Linked DNA regions of Homo sapiens: region 2 is linked to region 1. Evidence: chromatin contacts called from ENCODE Hi-C or POLR2A ChIA-PET data. All regions are on one chromosome and are shown on one strand. Each heading gives the region's core, a stretch centred on a gene start or an enhancer-like site at or near the end of the contact. The rest is flanking DNA. Distances are from core to core; before and after follow the strand shown.

Evidence for each region. A loop is a pair of places that touch in the nucleus more often than their neighbours do. ChIA-PET counts read pairs that join two places held with the same protein, here RNA polymerase II (POLR2A).
Region 2: a map of gastrocnemius medialis shows a loop between it and region 1 (15-fold over the local background). The contact joins two enhancer-like sites. A Hi-C loop is called at or near these places in 1 of 168 maps with a recorded cell type or tissue (gastrocnemius medialis). POLR2A ChIA-PET finds 5 or more read pairs at or near these places in 2 of 52 experiments (RWPE1 and activated CD8-positive, alpha-beta T cell).

The regions. Positions count from the first base shown.
Region 1 is chr14:69,846,701-69,852,943 of GRCh38, forward strand. No RefSeq gene overlaps it. Among named protein-coding and RNA genes, the nearest start is that of SMOC1, 30 kb to the right of the region's middle. Within about 2 kb of position 3,796, at least 3 of the 41 ENCODE cell types and tissues checked have a DNase peak (open chromatin) inside an H3K27ac peak, as active enhancers do.
Region 2 is chr14:69,979,984-69,985,740 of GRCh38, forward strand. The region is part of intron 5 of SMOC1 (SPARC related modular calcium binding 1); the gene reads left to right. Among named protein-coding and RNA genes, the nearest start is that of SNORD169, 4.7 kb to the left of the region's middle. Within about 2 kb of position 2,953, at least 3 of the 41 ENCODE cell types and tissues checked have a DNase peak (open chromatin) inside an H3K27ac peak, as active enhancers do.

The DNA of each region.
Region 1 (6,243 bases), core at 2,546-5,045:
TCCTTATGTCTCCATAGGCTTCTCTTGGCTGTGATGGTTTCTCAGACTTTTCTTGTTTTTGGTGACCTTGACAGTTTTGAGGAGTCCTGGTCAGGTATTTTGTAGAATGCTCCTCAACTGGGATTTTCTGATGTTTTTCTCACAATTAGACTGGGTTATATGTTTTTGGAGGAAGGCCACAAAGTGCCACTCTCATGACGTATCGAGGGTCCCTCTTGTCCACATGACTTATCACTGTCGATGTTGACCTTGATCACCTGGCGAAGGCAGGGCTTGTCAGGTTTCAGCATCATGAATGCATTCTTTTTATGGCTCTTTTCATCCTTTCCATGCTGCGGTTTATTTTATTTTTATTTATTTTTATTTTTTATTTTTTGTATTTTTAGTAGACAGGGGTTTCACTGTGTTGGCCAGGCTGGTCTCAAACTCCTGACCCCAAGTGATCTGCCTGCCTCAGCCTCCCAAAGTGCTGGGATTACAGGCATGAGCCACCGTGCCCAGCTTCCATGCTGTACTTTCTGGAAGGAAGTCACTATGTGGAGCCCACGCTTAAGGAGTGGGAGTTATGTTCCCTCCCCTTGAGGGTGCAATATGTATATAAATTGTTTGGAATTCCTCTGCATGGAAGATTTGTCTCTTCCTCTCACATTTATTTATTCAATTATTTATTTATGTAAGTACGGATTCCTGGCTATTTATTTTATACTTCGGGTTATTATCCAATACTACTTTATTTTGTTGCTCAATTTGTTCCATCTTTGAGCATTGGGAGATCTTTCATTTGGCTCCTGTGTCCCTTTGACAAACCCCCATCAGTGTGGTCATTTGGATGTTTCGGTAGACATGAGCTATCAATTTCTTTCTAGTCTAAGTCAGTTTAGTTCAAAGGTTTTGTCACGTGTAACCAAAAGATTATCAACAAATCTCGAGAGTCTTTAGGTTGCATTATCTGTTGAAACTTTCAGATGTTGTCCACATTTTTCTTGTGTCAATGCAGTTGAATGAAAATTTTACCCTGGAAAGCACAGATCCTCCCTGGGGCTGCAGTGGTCACTTTGCTGGGCACTGTATCCGGGGACTTGGGATCGTGGGCCTGGGTGCGATTCAAGGGCTAGTCTTATGATCTTAGGCAAGTCACTTAACCTCTGAGCTATAAAAGGGGTACAGAGATGGGAGGGGATTAGGTGACACCACGTCATTGTGATGTGACCCAGACACCAAGACTGTACCTCTGATCTGCTGAACCAGTTGCAGGTGAGTTTAATGAAGCCTCCAAATTACGGTTGCCAGATAAAATATAGGACACCCAGTTAACTTTGAATTTCAGATAACTAATGAAAAATTTTATTATAAGTATGTCTCAAATATTACATGGGGATATACTTACACTAAAAAATTATTTGTTGTTTATCTGGAATTCAAAGTTAACTGGGTGTCCCGTATTTTTATTTACTAAACCTGGCAATGTTACCCCAAATGGCCTCTCATTTTTAGGTTTCTCAGGGCATACACTCCAGAAAAGGTGACTCTGCCACTTCAATTTCAGTGATAAAGGAACCTGAGCCATGTAGTGTCCTGGGAAGAACAGGACTTTGTGGTCAGAGTCTCATGAGGTCAAATCTCTGCTCCATGGCTCTGGGAAACTTGTTTGATCATTCTGAGGTCAGTCTCCATCCTCTGTTGTACAATGGGTTGATAATTCACAGACGCCATCACAACACTTTGCAGGGTCTGACACCTGGGACTCAGTCAATGGTGGCCACTGCTATTGATGTTACTCTTATTTGGACAAATGAACAGAATGTCCTGAGAGAGGAGATCGAAAGCCATGACAAGGCAGCCCCCTCACTCCCACCCAGTCCCCTTCTCTGAGCCGGGGAGACTGCTAATGCCAGAAGCAGAGGCTAGGGGTGTGGAGGGGGTTTGGGGTGCTCTGTGAGGATCTCTCTGGGGCCTGGGCTTTTTGCTCAAGCTCAGTATCTCATCTGGGATCCTGTTTTCTGAGGGCTTAGGATTCCTCCAGTGGAGCTGGGCCTGAGGTTGGAAGGAGAACCTGTACTGATAGGGTTTGGAATGGGCTAGTTGTGGGAGATTAAAGAGAAAACTAGTTGGGGTGGGGGAGCTGACCTTACTCTTCACAAGCAGGGCAGGCAGGTGCACAATAATGATAGCTAAATTTACTGAGTTCTTAGTATGTGCCAGGCATAGTTTTTTGTAATTTTAATGTATTACTTCATTTAATCCTCACAACTCCCCATTTTATAGGTGGGGAAATTGAGGCGCAGAGGGACTAGGAAACCTGCCCAAGGTCGCACAGTGAGTAAGTGGGACAGCCTGGCAGCTGTGTCCTAGTCACATGCTCAGCACATTGTGTATCTTGTTTCATTTAGTTCTCACAAGAGCCTTCTGAGGTCAGCGTGATTCTATCTTCATTGTGTAGCTGAGGGCACTGAGGGTTATACAATTTGCCCAAGGCCATAATTTACAGGGGCCATGATTCAAATGTGAATTTCCAACTTGCAGGTGCCTGGAGGTGTCAGGCAGGGGAGGAGGAGGCCAGTGATGACCTTTCCCCTCGTGCCAGCCCTCAGAAGAGGTGGAAGTGCCTGCCGTATGCCTTTGATTTATAGTGGAGCAGGGGTTTAGATCCAGCTGTCAACTTGGGAAGCCACGTGAGGATTCTATTTTTAAAAATGGCCTTGTAATTATAATAGTGGGGTAAAAACCACCACCACCACCCAAGCAAACAGGAAAACAACCTGAATGTCCAACAGTGGGGGAACCAGTTAAATCAATTATGGTACAAACCCATGATGGCATATTTGGCAGTTAAGAATCTCACATTTTCAGAGACTCTTAGCATGGGATAATGCCTCCAGATATAACTAAAAGCAGGATATAAAACTGCATAACAACCTGATCCCAATCGAAAGGTAATTTTGTATATGACTTCTTATACAGAGAAAACGACTAGAAGAAAATAGAAAGTTGATGGTGGTTATCTCCAGCAAAATTAAAGGCAATTAAAATTTTCTGAATTATCCTATCATGTACTTGCCACATGCTTTACAAATCAGTTCGTTGACTCACAGACCATTAATCAGCTGGCATGCAATCATGGCGTTTTGAAGGTGGGGAAACTGAGGCCCAGGCCAGGGAACGCGGTTCAGGCTGGCCATGAAGCCGCGTGTGTTTGTCCAGCTCGGACGTGTGGCCCTGCCGGGTGTAGGGGGGACACCCATGCCTCCAACACGCATAAGGGGGTGACTGTATGGGGGTCGTGGGGCGCCCTCCCCCAAGGGGCACAGCTAGAGCAAAGCAGAGAAAGGAGGGGGTGAAGGTGGGGTGGGGGCTGGGTGGAAGGGAAGGGTTGGGGAACCTTTCAAAAATGGAAACCAGATGAGCCGTTCAAAGAGGAGCAAATTCTCCACGGCGCGCTCCTTTGTTGCGAGCGTGTGAGGCGGCGGCAGCTGCGTGCCTCGCCCCCCAGCCCACAGCCCGATGAGGCGGACACGGATAACTGCATTAGATGCACTCAGCTCTTTTCAATAAAACGCCCTTGTTGGAGGCACAATAGGGGGAACAGGGCAGCAACCCCAGGCCGGGCCGGGGGCGCCCTGCCCTCCTCCCGGAGAGCGCAGAGCGCACTCATTTTTCCGGGCTCTGCTAATTGACGTTTGGCCGCTGCGTGGTTCAAAAGAAAAGGCCGAACTCAAGTCCACTTCCACCGGAAACCAGGCGGCCCCTCCCCTGCCGCCCCGCCATGGCTGGGTCTCTGGGGGCGCAGCCAGGGACCACAGTGCAGCTGGCCGCAGGTGGCGCGGAGGCTGCTGTGACTCAGAATAGAAGGTGTCCTGAAGGCTTCTCCCAAAAAGGCTCCGTGCGCAGGCTTCTAGTTTCTGTTTGAGGAGACAGGTGGCAGCAGCAAGAGCAAAGGGCAATTTCAGGGCTGGAAGACTTCATCAGTGATTACCCAAATGCCACATTCTTTTAGTGATTCTAGTAAAGATAGCCTAGAACATTCTTTTAAGTTAAAAAAAAAAAAAAGGAAGATTACTATTTCTTGAACCTCTCCAGTGAGTTGCTTTAACTGTGAGCTAGGTGTTTACCATCCCTGGTTTACAGATGTGGAAACCAGGACTTAGATTACTGGCCCTCTAAAATCGCACAGCTAGGAAGTGGTAGAGCTGGAATTTGAGCCCAGGTCTGTTTAACTTTAAAGCAGGGTTTTTCAACCTTGGCACTATTGACATTTTAGCCTGGATAATTCTTTGTTGTGGGGCCTGTCCTGTGCCTTGTGGGATGTTTGTAGCATCCCTGGCGCTATCATCCAGATAGGATCACCAAAAATGTGGCCAGACATTGCCAAATGTTCCCTGGGGAGCAAATTTGCCCCCTGTTGGAACCACTGTTTTAAAGCATCCCTGTCATGCTACATGTGCTGGCATACTCATCTTTGCTGGGCTCAGGAATTTAATCTTTTGGGAAAACCAATTGGCCATGTGGGATTCTTTTCTTAAAGTTCGGCCCCACATGGTTCATGTGGGTGAGGCAGGAGAAGAGTTGGCTGCATCAGACAAGGTCAACCTCTGTGTACCAGCACCTGAGTATCTGTGGAGTACTTGAGGCATTTTAAACTGGGTATCTGTCTGTCTACATTTCTTGGGCCTCATTGGGTTGGGAGTGGTTCTAGTTCCTTCAACTATGCTTCCCATTCCTCTCTGCCAAGACTGTCCCACAGAGGGTGAGCCAACACGCTGCCCCATTCCCCCCCGCCATTTCATTATGCCAGGTAGCAAGACTAGCCTTGGCCACTGGAATTGCTAATACATCAGGGAAAACACCTGGTGAAGGAAGGAGATGTCACCTATGCAAAAATGGAGCAGGAGCCTCATCTTGAAATGAGTAGGGAGAGGACTTTGTTGCAGGCAGCTGGCCCCACCACTGGCCCACAGTGCTGGGGAGGTGGCTTCACCTGATTTCATTTTTGGCTGCAACTTGTGCATGATCCTGCCTCTGCCTTTGCAGCATACTGTGGCCTTTTGCTGCTTTGGCTTATGAAATGGTTCCACTCCCCAGTCCCCAAAGTTCAGAGGCCACCCAAATCCAGCCCCAGGCTCTGGGGACACACTGAACGGAGGCCTGTTTCAGTTCAACTGCCTTCTTCTCACATAGACAGAGTTGATTTATAACTGGGCTCCATCATATTTGTTTTTCCAATTCTGGCCTTCTTACTCCCCAGATTGACTTTCTACTGGAAATGACTTTTACCAAAGGTACCTCTTGGAAGAGTGTCAGGTCCATAGGGAAGTTAGAGGCATCAGGGCCTACTGGACTTCAGGCCTGTCCCCAGCACCGTCCTGGGCTGCACTTTATTGGACGTGCTCATGGGTGGGGGGCTCAGAGACTTGGGGATAGGCCTTATCTTTTTAAATTGAGCCCGTTCTAGGGAACATAGAGGATAAGGGCTTGAGGAGCTCAAAGAGAGGAACAGACATCTGGAAAGAAAGGAAATAGGAAACTGGGACAGTAAAAAGCAACCAGCATCTCAGAGGATGAGGGATTAGGATTTTTGATAACTGAAGTTTGTCTCATCTCTCTTTTCCTTTAATATGCTCATAAGCTTTTGAGGGGTTAGCATAGAAGCAGACATGTGCATGCACACATCCTCAGTTTAGTTTGGTATAGCATACACATTTTTCCTGCTTTCCCTCTTAGCCAATGATATATATTTGGTGGACAAAAGTTCCTTCTAAAAGGACCATTTAAGAAAAGGAAGATATGAAAGTAAGCATGTGTGTGAATGTGTTTGTGCCTCCACCACATGTAACTGCTTTCTTTTCGTTTCTTTCCTTTGAGTGTCTCCCCCTCCCCTGGGTGGTTTACATTTGCTGTCCTTTTGCTGAGATAATTTGCACTCTCCAACTTCATTAGCTGCAACTCCCTCCTGCCCTGGGACAAAAAACAGGGCCAAACTCTTCAAAAGAACACATGGAGACCCCATTAATGCTGGCCCTAATTGTGCCAATTCAAACCCCTCAATAACTCTAATTAAAACCTGTCTTGTGCGAGGCGCTGAGTGGCAACACAGCTGTCATCCCAGACAATCACATAACAGCTATGAGAAAAAAGGTCTCTCTGTGCAATTTTTGGTGGTGGTTGTTATGGAAAGGGTCAATGCAGGAGGATTAAGACAGGGGTGCAGTCAGAGTGGGGAACCTTGAAAAAGTCTTCGACGTCAGA
Region 2 (5,757 bases), core at 1,703-4,202, 130 kb after region 1:
GGATGTGGCTTTGCACCCTGTGGACAACAATGACAGACAGACCCATGGTCATCCCAGGCTCTCACTGGTCCAGCTGGAAGTGGGGGGGTGAGGGTGGCTGGGGATGTCAGTTTACAGTCAACAGTGAGCACCCTTTGTTCCCTTTTACAGTCAAGCAGTGAGTACCATTTGTTCCTTTTTAGCTCTAGGGTCAGCTTCCAGAGCCAAAAGAGGGTAGAGGAGCCTGGTTCCTCCAGGGGCGATGCAGGAAATGGGGGATAGAAACTGAAGCCTTCATCTCAGAGGGATAAGCTGCTCTCAGTTCCCAGCTCTTTACTCCCTTGCCCTCGATGGGTCCCTTCCTCCAAGATGGCTCTGCAGAGGCTTCCTCTTTGGTGCAAAGGTCAGGACAAGGCTCTGGTGGGGAATGCTAGGACTCATTCTCCCCTGGAGTCTTAAATCCTATTTAGTGGCCTCTCTTTCCCTGTACTTTGAAGGATCTGATTAGGTGTTGGATCCTCTTCTCTTTGTCTGCTATGGGCAGCGCAGTGAAGAGCAGGTTCGGGCCACCTGTAGGACGCCACACCTGAAGCCACACCTGTCCAGGAAGCTGGGGTTTGAATGGGGACAGGGTGCGAGAGGGCATTAGTAATATCCTGTGTCGACTAGCCAAGGTTCCTCTTTCAGCTGCCACTTAAGAATGGAATGTGCTCTGGAAGGCAGCAGGTGGGAAGACACAAAGGCCCCTTGTCTGAGCTTGTGCCCGCACATGGCTTCTCATAGGAGGCATCTATTACCCTGAGGCCTGCTGCAAAGAGGTGCTGGGTCTGCACCCTTGTGCAGGGTGATGGATATGGCCAGAAAAGAGGTGGGGCCAGAGGTCTGGAGGTGTGAGTGGTGGGGGATGGCAGGGCAAGGACGGGACCCGGGACCCAGCCTTCTCTTTCCCTAGCCTCTTGCCTTTTTGAATATCCTCCACTGACCGGGCTGGGAGGGATCGGCTGTCCCTCCCAGGCTGGAAGGAATGAAAAGATGTATTGTGTGACCACGGAGAGTCTGGTCGCCAGCCAGGAATTAGTTCTCTGAAGGAGAGGAGGAGAAAGGCAGAGCAGAAGGAGGCTGGGGGAGGAGGCCCAGAGAGATGGCAGGAGGAAGGGAGGAGAGAGAGAGGCTGGGTGGTCACAGCCGTTTGGTCTAAGACAGGAGGCCTGAGTGGCTGTGGCTCCTGGATCCACAGGTGTGGGGCCCCAGGGAAGAAGTGGGGGAAGGAGGGGGAGACACTGTTATCTTACCCAGATGCACGTGCTCCAGGAGGGGAGGAGGGTCAAAACTTCAGACTATTTACTTAATCCCTTGGAATGTCCTTTCCTCACTCTGTTCTTTGGGCCCCTTGTGTTTAACGAACTCCTTTATGGGCACATGTGTGGTAATTAACAAATGCAGTGTAGGTCCTGGACCATGTGTTTGAGTTTCAAATATCCATTGATCTGGGGCAATCCCATCCTGGCTGCCCCCTCCCCTTCTTCTCCTTTGGTCCTGGCCCTTAAAGAGAGACGTGTGTGTGTTGTGTGTGTGGGAGAGGGGGACGGTGCACATGTGCATTCACATGTGTTTTATGGATGCTACAGAGGAATATCAGAAGAGAGGAAGAGGGCCCCAAACAGCCCCTTTAGCTCTGAAAATGCACTGCTAAAACAGTTGAAGGCTGAAGAAGTAGAGATAGAGGTAAAGTTTTGGTTTTCACTGGAGTCATCCAAAGGAAAGTAGATTGGAAGCAGAATGGTTTCAGAGATCAAGAAGTTATCCTGCAGCAGCTTTACCTGGCTGTACCAAGGCCTATGGATTTTTCTGATGTGACTCTTTTTGGGGTCTCAATGCTAATTACCATAGGTGATTTGAGGAGCTTCCAGGATAACTGAACACAGGTTCAGGGGCTGGCCCTGCCCTTCATTGCTTGTGAAGTGCAAGGAGGGAAGGAAGTTCTTAGCCTCTGGTGGGGTGAAGGGGGGCAGTGGTGAAGAGTGATTAAATGAAAGGATATGGAAAAGCACTTGTGAAATGATTTCTGGCAGTTCTCTGTGAGCTTTTGACTTCTGAGTGCCCAGAGCATCAGAGGCCATGGGGTGATGCTGTGATAAATGGCAAGTGAAAGTTTAGGGTCACCAGGAATTTTCTGCGGTTTGCATTTTTCCCATAAGAAGTCTGGGAGTTAGTTGTTTAAGGAAAGCAAGAGAAAAATAAAAATACTAATATACTCTGCTAAACTTTTCTGCATGGGCTTCTGTATTTGTCAAGCTAGTCTTGGAGAGGGGCAGAACTTCAAAAATCCAACCCAGCTTTAATTTTCAGAGTTTAAAAAGAAGATCTCCCACTGGCTGTTCCATAGTATGTGCTCCAAGTAAAGAGTGAGTCATATTTATTTCTCCAAGGTCCCTGTCTGTATCTCTATTTTTAGAGCTGGGTCTACAGGTTGTTGCCAACTTGGAGACCTTGTCACTCAAGCAATGGATGGAGCAGCTCTGAGGGGCAGGCTTAGGACAGAGGCAATGGCTGGCAAACATCCCAGACGAAGGGGACTGGGTGGCCCCCCAGCCTCAGCCCTCATAAGGTGTTAACACACCTGAAGGAGGGGTGCTTCATTGCCCTGAGCCTGGCAGAGCCGTGTTGGGCTGGCTGTCGAGGGACATTCCACATGTGAAATGTCACTCCTGCTCACATGACTTAAATCTCTTCCCGACTACCTCTTTTTTCTCTTCCCCTAGCAACCACGGGGGTATGGGAGGCTGAATCTGTAGCTGATCTCTTAGCATTGCCATCAGGTGGGCTGGGCTGGGTTTGAATGGAGATGGGCAGCTGACGACCTCCATGCTGTTGGCTTCTGCTCACATGGCTTTTCTTGGAGAAGGATTCTCTCTGATTCTGTGCCTGCTGAAACAGAACTGTGCCTGAGCAGCTCCAAGCCTGAGAGAGGCAGCTCGTTTGCTTTCTGGTTCTCCGAGCCGCCTCCACCAAGCCTGGAATGTTCATATACCAGCTTCGCAGAGGTCAGTTTCAGAAGGGGTGTGCTTGCATGCTCACACATGTACCATGTCTCCCTCCTTCCCATAGCTAACTGCTCCGCCAGCTTGGCTCCAGCTACTCAACCGCCTCCATTTTGGCCCGTATTCCAGGGTCTCTGAAGAAAAGTTTATGCATGAACAGCACTAGACTGAGAGTTTGATTTCCTGCCATATCCTCATCTCCAAGGATTGGAGAGAGAATAAGATTTAGGGATCTGGAAAAAGCCTCTTAGACATAAATTCATTTGAATCCCTGGTGTTATTAGTAACCATTGATATTTTACGCTTGGTGCTTTTACTCAGCAAATATTTATGGAGAACTTACTAAATGTCAGGCTTGTTATCGTCACTAAGGACCCAGGGATGAGTATAACAGTACGAGTCCAGGCCTCACCTCCTGGAGCTCACATTCTAATTGTTCTTAGCCTTTTATGATGGAGGTTATTCATCTTCAGGTGGAGGAAAACCTCCAGCGGAGCAGCAGGCTTCTGTAAGCTCTGGGAAGTTGCCACCTCTGCAGGGGAGGGAAGGCAGGTGGCCCCTCCAAACAACCCTGTGTGGTAGCTCCTGTAGCCAGAGCCTCTAAGGAAAGCCCCTTGGAGCGGGTGGCCTGAGCTGAGCAAAGCCCTCTGCCAGGTTCCTGAGCCCTCTGACTAGTGCCTTTGTGGGGCCACTGAAGTCCAGGTGAGAGGGCTCAGAGCTTGTCAGGCCAATGAGAGTATGTTCATTTGCTCCCTGCTCCCGGCCTAAGTTCCAGTGTGGCACAGCAGCTTGCAGAGAGGTAGGGATATGGGCACATAGGTGGACAGGCCTTGGGCCTGCTTCTGACCCCTGGTCTCCAGCTCAGAGGGCCACAGAACTCGTGTGGTAAAGGCCGAGGAACTGTCACTCTCAGGTTCCATTGCAGTGATCCTGTGCTTGCAGAAAGAAAGATGTGAGATTCAAGGGCTGATTATTCTCAAGTTTCTTCGGAAAGGCAATGGAACTAGAATAGCTGAAACAATTTTGAAAAAGAAAACTAAAGTGGGAGGAACCATTTTATCTGATTTTAAGATGAATAAAGCTAGAGTTCTAGAGATAGTGTGGTATTTGTGGAGTAACAGATGCATGAATCAATGGAACAGAATAGAGGACCCAGAAACAGATCCACAAACAAATGGTGCTCTAGCAATTGGACATCCACAGACCAAACAAATAAAATTAACAAATCGACCCCAAAGCCTCAACCTAAACCTCAGACCTGATATGAAAATGAATTCAAAATGGATCGTAGACTTAAATGTAAAATGTGAAGCTATTAAAACTTTTAGAAGAAAACAAGAGAAAATCTTCACCACCAAAAACATAATCTAGAAGATAATATATATAAGTTGAACTTTAAAATTTGCTCTGCAAAAAGTGCTGTTAGAGAATTAAGAAAAAACTACAGCCTGAGAAAAAATATTTGCAAACCGTCTATCCAACATAGGACTCATATCTAGAGAATATAAACAACTCTTAAAGCTTAGCAGCTAAAAAACAGTTTAATTAGAAAATGGTGGCCTGGCATGGTGGCTCACACCTGTAATCCCATCACTTCGGGAGGCTAAGGTGGATGAACCACTTGAGGCCAGGGGTTCAAGACCAGCCTACCCAACATGGTGAAACCCTATCTCTACTAAAAAAAAAAAAAAAAATACAAAAATTAGCCAGGCATGGTGGCACGTGCCTGTAATCCCAGCTACTCAGGAGGCCGCGAGGCAGGAGAATCACTTGAACCCAGGAGGTGGAGGTTGCAGTGAGCCGAGATCGCGCCACTGCACTCCAGCCTGGATGACAGAGCGAGACTCCATCTCAAACAAACAAACAAACAAACAAACAAAAACAAAAAATTAGCCAGGCATGGTGATGTGCACCTGTAATCCCAGCTACTCGGAAGGCTGAGGCAGAAGAATTACTTGAACCCAGGAGGTGGAGGTTGCAGCAAGCGAGATCATCACTCCAGCCTTGGTGATGGAGTGAGACCCTGTCTCAAAAAAAGAAAAAAAAAAAAGAAAAGAAAGAAATTGGCCAAATGCACAAATAGACATTTCACCAATTTCACCAAGGCAGACAAACAGAGGGCAAATATGCACACAAGAAGAGGCTCAGCATCATTAGCCACAGGAAATGCAAAATAAGTCCATGGCAGGATGTCACTACATATCTATTAGGAGAGCTAAAAGAAAAAGTAGTGTCAACACCAAATGATAGTGAGGCTGCCGAGAAACTGGACCTCTCATACATCGCTGGCAAGAATAACATGGTACAGACACACTGGAAAAATACTTTGGAAGTTTCTGAAAAACAACTAAACATACATATACCATATAATCCAGCAGTTGCACTCCTGAGCATTTATTCCAGAGAAATGAAAATTTATGGCCACACACACAAAAAACCTGTACACGAACAAGAAGCAGCTTTATCTGTAATAGCTGAAAGTAGAAAAAAAACCCCAAATGTCCTTCAGTGGATGAAACAAACTGTGGCACAGTAGTACTGCCCTACCCACGGCCAACCATGGTCTGAAAATATTCAATGGAAAATTTCAGAAATAAACAATTTGTAAGTTTTAAGTTGTGAGCCATTCTGAGTAGTGTGATGCAATCTCACACTGTCCTGCTCCCTCCCATCTGGGATGTGAATCATGACTTTGTCCAGCATACCCATGCTGTGTACCCTCCCTGTGACTTGGGGC